Linked DNA regions of Homo sapiens: region 1 is linked to region 2. A link is a contact called in ENCODE Hi-C or POLR2A ChIA-PET data. All regions are on one chromosome and are shown on one strand. Each heading gives the region's core, a stretch centred on a gene start or an enhancer-like site at or near the end of the contact. The rest is flanking DNA. Distances are from core to core; before and after follow the strand shown.

The links. Hi-C counts contacts between places; a loop is a spot of excess contacts on that map. ChIA-PET counts read pairs that join two places held with the same protein, here RNA polymerase II (POLR2A). Pooled maps may share reads with other maps.
Region 1: a map of CD4-positive, alpha-beta T cell shows a loop between it and region 2 (2.0-fold over the local background). The contact joins two enhancer-like sites. A Hi-C loop is called at or near these places in 11 of 168 maps with a recorded cell type or tissue (CD4-positive, alpha-beta T cell, CD8-positive, alpha-beta T cell, GM12878 and 8 more), 11 of 37 single-sample maps with no recorded cell type and 10 of 50 pooled maps. POLR2A ChIA-PET finds 5 or more read pairs at or near these places in 7 of 52 experiments (AG04450, CD4-positive, alpha-beta memory T cell, GM12878 and 4 more).

Annotation. Positions count from the first base shown.
Region 1 is chr12:89,717,968-89,725,349 of GRCh38, reverse strand. The region is part of intron 2 of LOC107984543 (a long non-coding RNA gene); the gene reads right to left. Among named protein-coding and RNA genes, the nearest start is that of ATP2B1-AS1, 13 kb to the right of the region's middle. Within about 2 kb of position 3,594, at least 3 of the 41 ENCODE cell types and tissues checked have a DNase peak (open chromatin) inside an H3K27ac peak, as active enhancers do.
Region 2 is chr12:89,755,208-89,762,089 of GRCh38, reverse strand. The region is part of intron 2 of LOC107984543 (a long non-coding RNA gene); the gene reads right to left. Among named protein-coding and RNA genes, the nearest start is that of ATP2B1-AS1, 50 kb to the right of the region's middle. Within about 2 kb of position 5,234, at least 7 of the 41 ENCODE cell types and tissues checked have a DNase peak (open chromatin) inside an H3K27ac peak, as active enhancers do.

The DNA.
Region 1 (7,382 bases), core at 2,345-4,844, 35 kb after region 2:
CCAAACTTACATCCCAGAAATAAGGCCTACTTGATTGTGGTAGACACACTTTTTGATGTGCTGCTGGATTTAGTTTGCCAGTATTTTGGTGAAGATTTTTGCATTGATATTCATCAAGGATATTGGCCTTAAGTTTTCTTTTTGTGTTGCCAGTATCATTTATTGAATAGGGAATCTTTTCTCTGTTGCTTGTTTTTCTCTACTTTGTCAAAGAGCAGATGGTTGTAGGTATGCTGCTTTATTTCAGGACTCTCTTATTTTTATCTGTTACTTTACAAGTATTAGAATTATTGAACTATTCAAAAACTGCTATCTTATTTTGTTGCAGTACTGAAAATAATGTAAGATAAGTGTTGCTCTCCCTGTTTTAAAGATGAGTGACTAGGATTGTAAAGAATTCACTGATTTGTTTTATCTTCTTGAGTCCACTACATCAACAAAATTAAAATAATGTAACATATTTTATGCCCTCCACAAAGTTTCCAGTCATAAATGTCTCCATATCTTATTCCTACCATTATTGCCTATGCATAATAACTTAAATAATGACAGCCATCAGCATTTACAATAAAGTAGGAATTTTGTTTATGATTTAGATTTCTAGATATAAATTTTAAAGTCCAAGTTTTATTAAGACTAATTAAGAGGGAAAGTATTATACTTCACAATAATTTAAAATATTCTTGTCTTACACATGCCAGTTATGACTGATTTCCAAGTTAATTAAATATAGAATTGCTACATATTTCTCTCTCTCTGTCTCTCTCTCTCTCACACACACACACACACACACACACACACACATATATATTATATATATATATATATATGCTAGATTCTAGCATATTAGTCATCATCAGTATGTCTTTCAGGACTTTAGAAATAACCATATAGAATATAATTTTTTTTGAAAGTGCTCTCAGGATATCTAAAGTACTATTTTTACATTTTGGTCTCAGAGTGCAATAGCTTCATTATTTTGCTTAGAAATTCATTGCTTAGTTTTTGCATGTACATGAAGGATGTCATAGGCTCCATCTATAATAAGCAGCTTATCCAGTATGTTAATTTTTTAAATGCTGCTCAAAAAAAAGAGGCTGCCTTCTTCTGATAAACCCCAGAGTTTAATAACATGTCCTCTGAATTAATTCTGTAAATGCAGTACTAAAGTTTAGCACAACGATCTGGGCTGTTTAATTAGCTCACAGCTGCACTGCTGGGATAACATTTCTTGTTGAGGAGGTAGCTTGATATTCGTTATTGGGCTTTGGTTCAGAGTTCAATGGCCGTTTTAAGCTTTCTTAAAGAATTGCTTGTCTTTGTTTTCAGGGAAGAACATAATCATTACTCAGAAACACTTGTTAGTTTTCTTGCCGTGCCTGTATAGTCATTGATTTGACCCTAACATAACAAAGTGTGGCAATCTTTTAGACACTGAAGGATCCTATAAGATAAAAAACGTTATCTGACTTTTTAGTTTGACTAATATATGTCACATCGATAGAGCCTAAATCTCAATTTCTTTACTATTTCAAAATTCTTTAAATTTTTTAAATCTCCTTTTAAATGATGAATATGGATAAAATTTAAAAATTCCCTTTGAGGCTATATAATTATATAAAAATTCCCTTTGAGGCTGTATAAATTATAACTATGTTTTCTACATTTTTCAGTACATTATATTATTTTTATACACACTAGAGAATATTAAGACAATATCAAATGTGGCAGATTATGTGGGTAAATAATGAATTTAAACACCCATTTACTGAGTATCTATCATGAAAAACTACATTAATTTCAACCTCACAAGAACCTTAGAAGTTTATCCTCATTTTATACAGGCAGGAACTAAAAAATCAGAGCAGTTAAGGAACTTGCCCAAGATCACACAGCTGATAAATTTCAGAAATGGAGTTGGAATCCTTATATCAAAGCTCAGGCTCTTTCTAACATTATGTTGCCTCCTTCTCAAAGCTAAGTTTCAGATTTATCTTTCTCATAATATTCTTTCCAATTAACTTGAATTCCTTCAGGATGAATTGATACAGCATGTATTACACTGTCACATTTTTATGTTTTTCTTTGGACTTCTCTCTCTTGCTGTTTCACTTGTCAGCACCACTAGATGTATATGTTCCCTAAGTCCAGACACTCTATGCTGTATCCTCTATTTCCTTGTATGTCCCCACAGCAAGAACCACTTTGGAAAAATAACAACTTTTTACCCTGGTTATGCTGGGGTATGATTACAGGGATCTTTCACTTTTTACACTATATATATCTGTATTGTTTGAATTATAAAAAAAACACACATACATACATACAGATAATTATCTATACCTAATATTTAAAAACTTAACGATAAATGTCCAATGCGAAAAAAAACAAAGAATATATACACATTTATATAATATACCTAGTTTTACCATTTGAATTCTTGGAGATTAAAAACAAAAGAGTTAAATGAGGGAGGCATCTTAGTATTTTTCTATTTATAATAGTAATGGAAAAGGTTCTAAAAATCTGGAAGAAATGTCTAAGACACAGAACTAAGAAAAATACGAGGATATTAAGTGCCCAACACTTCATTTTTAGAGACACAAAAAGGAATGATTAAGGATAATGAGAATTTATATCACTGTTGGAAAGTGATGCAAAATTTAAATGTAAACATGTATGCAAAGCAAGCATTAAAACAATATATAGGTTGGGCATGGTGGCTCACGCCTGTAATCCCAGCACTTTGGGAGGCCAAGGCAGGTGGATCATGAGGTCAAGAGATGGAGACCATCCTGGCCAATATGGTGAAACCCCGTCCCTACTAAAACTACAAAAATTAGCTGGGCAAGGTGGTGTGCACCTGTAGTCCAAGCTACTCGAGAGGCTGAGGCAGGAGAATCACTTGAACCTGGGAGATGGAGGTTGCAGTGAGCCCCGATTGCGTCTTAAAAAAATATATATATATGTAAGAAAATCAAAGAACTAAAAACATGATTTTTAGTTAGACTAGGGCCACCCTCCAAAACGTTAACACAAATACAGAAGTTATGTATTTATATCAGTAACAGCCCAAAGAGAACTTATTATGACCAAATCAAAATGATTAAATCTTCATTCTTTGTGATAGATTATTTAGGTAGAAGTGTTCTTGAAGTCCTATAAACAAGACTGTATTGGGAAAAGCAATTTTGCTTGGTAAACTTTGTGTTTGACAGTAGAGTGACTTTCTATAGCTTACATTGAAAGAAGGCATTTGAGAAATGTGTACTTTTTAAAAAACAAATTAGTTGAATAAAATAAGAAATGAAACCGATAATAGAAAAATACAGTCAACTCTTAATGCTGTGATTGTGATAAAGGATAGCCAAGCATTACAAATTGGCTAGAATTTGGAACTGGAAAAGCCAGAAATTCAGCAGAGTTGAGAATTTTGACAAGGTAAGGGAATCAGTCATCAGGACTTTTTCTTTTTTCAGAAACAGGCATAAACAAAGTTCAAGACGAGCCAGTGAGGTCAGAAACTAAGCAACAAGTAAGCAGAAGTGAGTATAAATAGATATGAGAAGTAAGTCTAATCATTGGGCCAGCAATTGGGCAAGCAAGAAGAATAAGAAGGTAGTTATTGGAGTTCAGGGCAAACAATGTGGACCTGGAGGATACCGGCTCCAAAAGAGGAAAGGAAGTAAATGGTCAGAACCCGGCAGGTGGTCGGGAACCAGGAAATTCACAATAGCCCGATGGGGAGAGTAAGTTGGACAACTTAATTCTGTGACAAGTTGTCTCCAGAAATTTCTCCATCATTACCATAAAGAAATGTCATGAAGAAATCAGCATTTGTAGGTCTTGAGAGTAGAAATAGGAAGGTGCATCTGACCAGACATAGCTCATTGCCAGGTTTTCATGGTGTTAATCATTCAGCAGTTTTATATATAAAATTTTAAAATTGATTCTCCCGCCCTGTCTCTACCTCAAGTACGTCCTTACCTGTCACATCAGCCCTCTTTCTGGAAAGCTACCTAAGCTGTGTTTCGTGTATCTGTGATCTGTAACTGCTTCATGTCTTCCAATTCACTCGTGTTTATTCCTACTCTGATTTCATTTGCCTACCTATTTGGTTAGGGCCTCAAGCTCAGCTCAATGAGGTATTTTTCTTGAACAACTGATTTCAACCATGAGCCAATGAATACTCCACACCTGTTCCTCAACAACATCTGAAGCAGAGCCTTTAACTTTCTGGGACCTTTGAACTCTTCTGGGAGTTTTTAGATGAGGCCAGCAAAGCCTTCTACTGCCTATCAATGAAATTTTAATCTACTACTGTTAAAATCTTAAATCTCTATCTGAGTAAAAGGTTCTCTCCCCCATCACTGTCTGTGTGTATTGAGGATTGGAGAGTGCTCACTCAGTATCTGCATTTTACTCCCCTCCCCTTTCCCTTCTGGAAGCTGTGGCTCTTCCAGTGTTGAGGGCACGGAGGGTGGAGAAGACAAGGGCAGTCCCTTTGCTTGGCTAGACTCTATCGAAATCCCCTCTGGCTGTCAATACTTTTTTTTTTTTTTTGAGACGGAGTCTCGCTCTGTCGCCCAGGCTGGAGTGCAGTGGCGGGATCTCGGCTCACTGCAAGCTCCGCCTCCCGGGTTCACGCCATTCTCCTGCCTCAGCCTCCCAAGTAGCTGGGACTACAGGCGCCCGCCACTACGCCCGGCTAATTTTTTGTATTTTTAGTAGAGACGGGGTTTCACCGTTTTAGCCGGGATGGTCTCGATCTCCTGACCTCGTGATCCGCCCGCCTCGGCCTCCCAAAGTGCTGGGATTACAGGCGTGAGCCACCGCGCCCGGCCTGTCAATACTTTTAATGTGGCAGGCAACCAAACACTGACTTTTTAGTGGGTCTATGTGGGAGTTTCTGGAAGAGCTCAGCAAGGCCTTGTACTGCTGTCTCCTATCATATGAGATAGGCTTCTTACCAACCTCTTGTTCCTCATTGTAACTCTCTTCTCTGGAGCTGCACCCTGTAGTCTCCTGATAGGTGCTCTCACCTGGCTGGCAGCTTCATTCCAAGCTGTCTTACAAGGAAACTTAAGCATCTATGCCAAGCCACATGGTGGGGACAAAAAGATGACTCTCCTTCCACTCTTCCTCTCACTCTGGCTCCCCTCTCCATTTCTCTTTACTCTCCTAAGTTAAAAACAGATATGTCAACACATCTGTGCCTATGCAGACATCCAACAGGGTACGCAGAAACTTCAAATGTTTATGAAAGGAGTGACTTTCTTGGGAACTCTGCTTTTTTTTTTTTTTTTTTTTTTTTGAGATGGAATTTTGCTCGTCGCCCAGGCTGGAATGCAGTGGCATGATCTTGGCTCACTGCAACCTCCACCTCCCAGGTTCACGTGATTCTTCTGCCTCAGCCTCCCAAGTAGCTGGGATTACAGGTATGCACCACTACGCCTGGCTGATTTTTTGTATTTTTAGTAGAGATGGGGTTTCGCCATGTTGGGCAGGCTGGTCTCAAACTCCTGACCTCAGGTGATCCACCCACCTCGGCCTCCCAAAGTGCTGGGATGGGAACTCTGCTCTTTTGGTTTGTGAGAAGTATGTTCCTAGTGTTTTTCTGAAAACGTTACATTCATCTTCACTCCTATGATATTTTACCTCAGTATACATTCTGGGAGAGTTATTGTATTAGTCCATTTTCACGCTGCTGATAAAGACATACCCAAGACTGGGCAATTTACAACACAAAGAGGTTTATTGGACTTACAGTTCCACATGGCTGGGGAGGCCTCACAATCATGGTGGAAGGCAAGGAGGAGCAAGTTAATCTTATGTGGATGGCGGCACTGAAAGAGAGGGCCTTTGCAGAGAAACTGCCGTTTTTTAAAACCATCAGATCTCATGAGACCCATTCACTATCACAACAACAGTACAGGAAAGACCTGCCCCCATGATTCAATTACCTCCTACAGGGTTCCTCCCAGGACATGTGGGAATTGCGGGAGTTACAATGCAAGATGAGATTTGGGTGGGGACACAGCCAAACCATATCAGTTATTTCCCTAAGAACTTTAAAGATGTTATTCCTTTTTCTCTTGGCCTATCTACAATTGCCAATACAAAGGTGGCTGTCATGCTAAATTGTTTTTGTTTGTTTTATCCTGTCTGGTTGCTGCTAAGACTTCTCTTTGTCTTTTAATGTCATGAAGTTTCTCAGTGATGTGACTAGGGTAGATTTATTTTATGTCTTTTGTTTTTGGTACCTCTTTCCCAAAGTCTTGGGAAGAAGATGAGATTCCCTGATGCTTTTGTGACACTTCCTGAGCTAGGTAAGTTGGTAGGAAGTAGTACCAGCATACCACTGGCTATAAAGCAGGATTCTGGCTTTATGTGGTGTCATGGTCCATTTGGGCTCCTACAACAAAGTACCATAGACTGGGTAGCTCATAAACAATAGAAACTTACTTCTCACAGTTCTGGAGGCTGGGAAGTGAAAGATCCAGGTGGAGGCAGTTTTGGTGTCTGGTGAGGTCTCACTTCCAGGTATCATAGATAGTGCCTTATAGCTGTGTCCTTACATGGTAGAAGGGGCAGAATAATTTCCCTGGGTCTACTATATTTTAAAAGGGTACTAATTCCATTTGTGTGAGCTCTGCCTTATCTCCTAAAAGGTTCCACCTCCTCATCCTATCACCTTAGTGGTCAGGATTTCAACATGTGAATTTTGGGACAACATAAATATTCAGACCATAGCACATAAGGGTTCAGTTTCAGCTCCTTGCCTCACTCAGATCCAGCCACATCTCCTACCTTTAAAACTCCATGGTTACACATATCTGACTTATTTCTGAGTATGGTAATCCCCTGGGCTTAATATCTGCTTATTGTGTACTCACTCTACCTTTGAGTTCTCTATTTCTAGCACTGCATATTTCTTCTGTTTTTGTACTCAGTTGTATATTAACATTGTTTCATATATTTGTCCCAGCATTCATACATAACACCACACGTATATATACATAAACAAACATTTGAGGAGTGGGGTTGCATAATACAGGAAATCTAATCCAGTGGATCTGAAGGACCTTGTTATGTGAATTTTGAAAAATGCTAACCAAATGAGTCTGCATTATGAACTGAATTTTGTCCTCCAAAAATGTGTATGTTGAAGCCCTAATCTCCAAAGTGACTGTTTGGAGATAGGGCCTTTAGGGCAGTAATTAAGGTTAAATGACATCACAAGAGTGGGTCTTTAATCTGAAAGAACTGGTGTCTTTATAAGAAGAGGAAGAGATACCTCTCCATGCACTTGCACCAAGGAAAGGCCATGTGAGGACAGGGCAGAAGGTAGCCATTTGTAAGCCAGGTAAAGAGACCTCACC
Region 2 (6,882 bases), core at 3,985-6,484:
TTTTTAGTCATCCAATAAAATATCATGTAACGAAAACTCATTTTAATTCCCCTTAAAACTGCATTTACGTTAGTAAACAACATTTTTTTTCTTACAGAGAAATTGTATCTATAGTATATTATAACACAATGTTGAACACAAGATCTTGCTAACATGTTATACTGGAATTTTATTGTTATAGGATTGAAGGTGCTTTCAAAAACTATCTGGTATAGACTTTAACTTCCAAAATAAAGTCACTAAATTTCAATTTCCAAAGTGAATTCTATAGAACACAAGTGCCACTGTTTTGTTTTGTTTTGTTTTAACATGTTTTGTGTTTTGGGGGTTTTTCAGTACAAAGGATAATTTCCAGGGGCAACTAAGTTTAGGAAATTCTTTGTTAATATTAAACAGGCTCAAAACTGATCTTCTTCAAACAACATATTCTTCTAAAATATCATTTATACTATATAATGTGACTGAATTTCTAGCCTCAGAAGGTTTACATAGGGATTAAATTCACATTTTGAGGAAAATAGCCTTCCTTGTCTGGAAAAATCACGTGGCAGGTGCAGTGTCAAGGACATCCCTGAGGCATAGCCAAAGTCTCCTTCCGCAATTTTCTTCCAAAGCACTGAAAGACATTAACAACTGCCACCACAGAAGGCCTTCTCCAATCCTTATGTGTGAGCTTAATTCTTAATTTTCGTTCAGAGAATTGAATTTAAAATCATATCAATCGATTAACTTACATCTTTTAATTTAAAACAATGTCATATACTATAGTATTACTATTATCATTTTGAGTTGTAAATTATTCAGGAGGGAATTGCTAAAGCCTCCTGGGATTTTTTTTAATAAGTAATTAAATTGCACTAAGACAAAAAATATCTAATCTTTATTTTAAACTACAAAGTGAATCATGACAATAATCTTTGAACAACCAAAGTGCTGTTTGTTGGACAGGTGAAAAATTAGAGAAAATCATTTGTCTTCCATACCATAGAAACATGTTATTTGTAGAGTTAAATATACATTGTCTCAAATGTTCTTTCACTCACTTCCATGCCTCAAAAGCATGACTTTTGTACATAACAACACTCATCAGTTGATTATCAACAACCGCTTACATGAAACCACAGTGCAAAAAATGTGGTTACAAACTACCAAGACAAAAAATGAAAAGAAAAAAACGCTTCCTATTTTTCAGCTTTATAAAAGGTGAAAGGGTGTGGTTAACAAAATAATGTACTTTAAAATAGCCAGAGTAGTGCTGAGACAACTAAACTCATCAAAGTTTGTTTGAGAATATGTTGTAATATCTTTTTAAATGAATATTTTCTAAAATAAGGTGTTTTATTACATGAAGAGTTGAGCCTAGGGCATCACATGTGAGAATTAAAAGTTGCCATATAATTTCTGAAGCCCTCATCCTACCTAGAAGAGCGAAAAGCACCAATCAACTAGAAGAAAAATTACAGTCTGATCAATTGGAAGAGGTAAATTGAGAAAACAGAAAATTCATAGTTAAATTTTGAGCAGATATTTTAAAAAGAAGAAAGGGCTCTAAAGAGAGAAAAGAAGAGAAGAGAAAACAAGAGGAAAAATGCAAAGAGAACAGAAAACTATAATAAAGGGATTAAAAATAGATTTATATCAAATGTGTTTAATTATTTTCCCTTCCCCCCCAAAAACACTATTTTGAAAGGAAAGTTAGCTAACGAATGGAAAATACAAAGTGTGACCACCCAAAAAATACAGAATTGAAACTTTAGTATCACCAAACTAGCTCTTTTGCTTCTCAATAATATGCCATGCCCAGCATCTCTAGTACCTGATCTGCCATTTTATCTGCTATCTGATTCCATGACTCACCTCTTGCTCCTTCTACCACTGCATGGTGGTATCCACAGTGGAGCACACTGGTTTCAGAACACTAGAAGTACAGCTTTAGGAGCAGAAGATTCCTAGTCTACAGGCAGTATAGGGAGAAAACGAGAATTCTGTACTCTCCAGTGTAGTAATTAATTCAGTCAAGGATCATCAACGGATGCTAAAACCTTGAACTCAAAGTATTGCTCCACAGATAGCTTATCAATTAAAAAGTAGAAAGTTTACCTTTACAATGAAGAAGTCTGGCAGTAACTATCCTAATCAAGTGACTAAACTCAGTATCACCGACAATGGAGCAACCTGTCATTCACCTGTGTACTCTTTCTGCCAGAAATACTTTAACCTAAATCTAACTATGAGAAAACAATTAAACAAATACAAAATTTGGAACACTTTTTATTACAAGTGACCTAGACTCTTCAGAAAAAAATAATAGCATGAAAAGCAAAAAAAAAAAAAAAAAAAGAGTGGGAAACTATTCTGTAAAAAGAGATGAAAGATCTCAAACTCAAATGCTATACATAATCCTAGACTGGTTGCTACAAAGAAAAACAATACAGCTATAAGTGACATTTGGTGACAGTTATGGAAATTTAAATATAGAGGTTATATTAGGTGATGGTTTGGATTATTATTATTAGTTTTTTTAGGTACGAAAAGATGTGTTTTTTTAGGTACGAAAAGATGTGTTTTTTAGGAGAATATCCTTAATCATTTTGTAAGCAAATTTCAACTTTAATTTTAGATTCAGGGAGTATGTGTGCAGGTTTGTTACATGGGTAAATTGTGTGATGCTGAGGTTTGGGGTACAATTCACCCCATCACTCAGGTAGTAAGTAGTTAAGTTTTCAAACTTCCACCCCCGGAGTAGTCCCCAGTGTCCATTGTTGCCATCTTTATGTCCATGTGGACCCAATGTTTAGCTCGCACTTATAAATGAGAATAGGCTTTCTCATTTATGGTTTTCTGTTTCTGCATGAATTTGTTTAGGATAATGGCCTGTAGCTGCATCCATATTGCTATAAAGGACATGATTTAGTTATTTTTGTGGTTGCATAGTATTCCATGGTATGTGTGGGTATACATATATGGCATATATACATATATACGTGTGTGTGTATGTGTGTGTGTGTGTATATATATGTACATATATATATGTAATATTTTCTGGCTGGGTGTGGTGGCTCATGCCTGTAATCCCAGCACTTTGGGAGCCAAGGTGGGCAAATCACGACGTAAGGAGTTCGAGACCAGCCTGGCCAACATGGTGAAATCCCATCTCTACTAAAAATACAAAAAATTAGCTGGGTGTGGTGACGGGCATCTGTAATCCTAGCTACTTGGGAGGCTGAGGCAGGAGAATCTCTTGAACCCAGGAGGCAGAGGTTGCAGTGAGCCAAGATTGTGCCACTGCACTCCAGCCCGGGTAACAGTACGAGGCTTCATCTTGAAAATATATATATATATATATATACACACACACACACATATTCATATATACACACACATACATACGTATTTCTATATACATATATACATATATACGTATTTATATATACATATATATACATATATATATACACATATACGTATTTATATATACATATATATACATATATATATACACACACACACACACACACATAGTGTTTTATCCAGTCCACCACTGATGGGCACCTAGGTTGATTCTATGACTTTGCTATTATAAATAGTGCTATGATAAACATACAACTCCATGTGTATTTTTGGTAGAACAATTTATTTTCTTTTGGATATATACCCAGTAATAGGATTGCTGGGTCAAGTGGTAGTTCTTTTTTAAGTTCTTTGAGAAATCTCCAAACTCCTTTCTACAGTGGCTGAACTAATTTACATTCCCACCAACAGTGTATAAGTGTTCTCTTTTCTCTGCAGCCTCACTGGCATCTATTGTTTTTTGACTTTTTAATAATAGCCATTCTGACTAGTGTGAGATGATATCTCATTGTGGTTTTGGTTTACATTTCTTCTGATTAATGATGTGGAGCACTTTTTCATGTTTGTTGACCAATTGTGTGTCTTCTTTTGGGAAGCGTCCATTCTGTCTTTTGACCCCTTTTTAATGTGGTTATTTGTTTTTGGCTTACTGAGTTATTTAAATTTCTTATAGATACTAGATATTAGACCTTTGTTGGATGCAGAGTTTGCAAATATTTTCTCTCATTCTGTGAGTTGTCTGTTTACTCTGTTTATAGTTTTTATTTTGTTTTTGTTTTGCTGTACAGAAACTCTTTAGTTTAATTAGGTCTCATTTGTCCATTTTTGTTTATGCTGCAATTGCTTAATCATAAATTTTTTCCCAAGGTCAGTGGCCAGAATAGTGTTTCCTATGTTTTCTTCTAGGATTCTAATAGTTTGAGGTCTTACATTTAAAGCTTTAATCAACCTTGAATTAATTTTTGTATATGGTGAAAGGTAGGTATCCAGTTTTATTCCTTTGCATATTGCTAGCTAGCTATCCCAGCACCATTTATTGAATAGGAAGTCCTTTCCTCATTGCTTATTTTGGACAGTTTTGTCCAAGATCAGATGGTTGTAGGTGTGTGACTTTATTTATGGGTTCTCTAGAATGCTCTTATTCTTAAGGGATGCAGGTTAAACATACTTGGATGTGACAGAATTCCTGCAATTTACTTTTTAAAAAGTCACTAAAAAACTCCCGTGTGTGTTTGTGTGTATGTGTATGTGTGTGTTTGTAAGGACATAAATCAAATGTGGCACAATAATCAGTTAGTGAAATAGGTTAAAAGTATGCTGTGTTCATTGTACTGTACTATTCTAACATTTTTGTAAGTTTTTAAATGATCAGTGAAAGTTGGGTGGCAGGGAATATTGAGAAATTGTTGGCATTGAAGTCAGAGAACCTGGAAGTTGAATTCATGTTTTTATCTTGGGCAAGCCACTCCCGACTTCCGAGTATGAAAGGGATAACCTCACTGACCTATTCCTTAAGACTGCTGTGAGGATAACAATCTAGGCCCAGGGGTATTTGTAAACTAAAAATCACTGCAGGGTTCTCAATCTGGAGTCCAAGGACAGAAGACAGATTCCATGAACTTGGATGGGAATCTCACTACCCTCTAACTGCAATTTAACATTTCCTTCAATTACACACATTAGCATAAGTTAACATGTCATCTATTTGTTCATAGTAACAGCTCAATATTGTTAGCTGTTATGATTACAGTTAATTTTCTTAAGTTGCACAAGTGACAGTCATGAAAAACATGAGTCAGCAACAGAGCTCTTACAATCTTACATCCTCTTTTTTCTTCCACATCTAAAGGACACGCCTACTCTGAGCCAATACTATGTGAAAGATACTATACCGTTGACTCATATTTTCCATGGCCCTCACTTGTGCAACTTAAAAAACCAAATTGTAATAACAGAGTTTACTCAATGTGTTCAAAACTGAACTCCTGATCTTCCCCCTAAAAAAACTGCTCACTCAAAGCCTCTCCCATGATGTCATTCCAACAGTCCAGGTGCTCAAGTCAAAAACTTTAGAGTCATCCTTGACTTTTCTTTTTTCCACCCTACCTCTAATCCTTTAGGAAATTCTGTTGGCGCTACCTTTAAAATATGTAAAAATCTGACCATTTCCCACCACGAATACTGCTACTGCTCTAGTCCAAGCCACCACCATCTTTCACCCAAAGACTAATACAACAGCCTCCTAAGCAGGTACCCTGCTTCTTCACTTGAGTCTATTCTCTCTGTAAATAATTATCCTTTTAAAATATGTCACATCATCCGTTCTCCTTTTTAAAACTTTGCAATGGTTCCCATTTCTCTCAGAGTAGAAACCAAAGTCCTTCCAACGATCTCAAGAACCCATATGATCTGACTTCCCTTTACCACTGTAACCTCAACTCCTACCTATCTCTCTCTGCCCCCACCCTGTCCCAGCCACACTGGCCTCCTTGACATCCCTAGAACGTGCCAGGCATGCTCCTACCTAAGGATTTTTGCACTGGATGTTCTCACTGCTTTGGAACCCAGATATTTATGTAGCTAATTCCATCATCTCCATGTCTTTGATCAAAGAGTAAGAGGCCTACTCTGACAATTCTTTTTAAAACAGCAACTAACCTAGAGATGCCTAATCCCCCTACCTTTCCTCTAGCACTTATGACCTTCTAATGTATAAATAATATAATATGTAGTGTCTATTGCCCCGTGCTAGATTATGAGCTCCATAGAGGGCAAAGGTCTTTTTTTGTTTCCTCATGTTTTTTTAAATTATTTATTCATTTATCTATTTTGTTATTGTTTTGTTTTCAATTTTTATTGTGCTTAAATATACATAATATAAGATATACTATCTTAACTATTTTTAATGTACAGTTCAATGGTATTAAGAACAGTTATGGCTGGGTGCGGTGGCTCATGCCTGTAATCCTAGCACTTTGGGAGGCCGAGGTAGGAGGATCACTTGAGGTCAGGAGATTGAAACCAGCCTGCTAACATGGTGAAACCCCATCTCTACTAAAAATACAAAAAAAAAAAAAAAAAGAGCCAGGTGTGGTGGCAGGTGCCTGTAATCACAGCTACTCAGGAGGCTAGGGTACAAGAATCGCTTGAACCCAGGAGGCAGAGGTTGCAGTGAGCCGAGATCGAGATCACGCCACTGCACTCCAGCCTGGGCAACAGAGTGAGACTCCATCTCAAAAACAAAACAAACAAAAAAAAGCCAACAGTTATATTGTTGTGCAACCACCATCACCATCCATCTCCAGAACTCTTTATCTTATAAAACTGAAACTCTAGAGTCATTAACAAATAACTCCCCATTGCCATTCACTCATATTTTATTATTATAGCACCTAGAAGTGTTTATTACATAGGTGCTTAACAAATTTTTGATGACTAAATGAATGAATGCCTCTTGTAAAACTTCAAATATCATCTCCTTAGGGAAAAATCCCAAATTTATAATATAAGTACATAGATTTTATCCCAGAT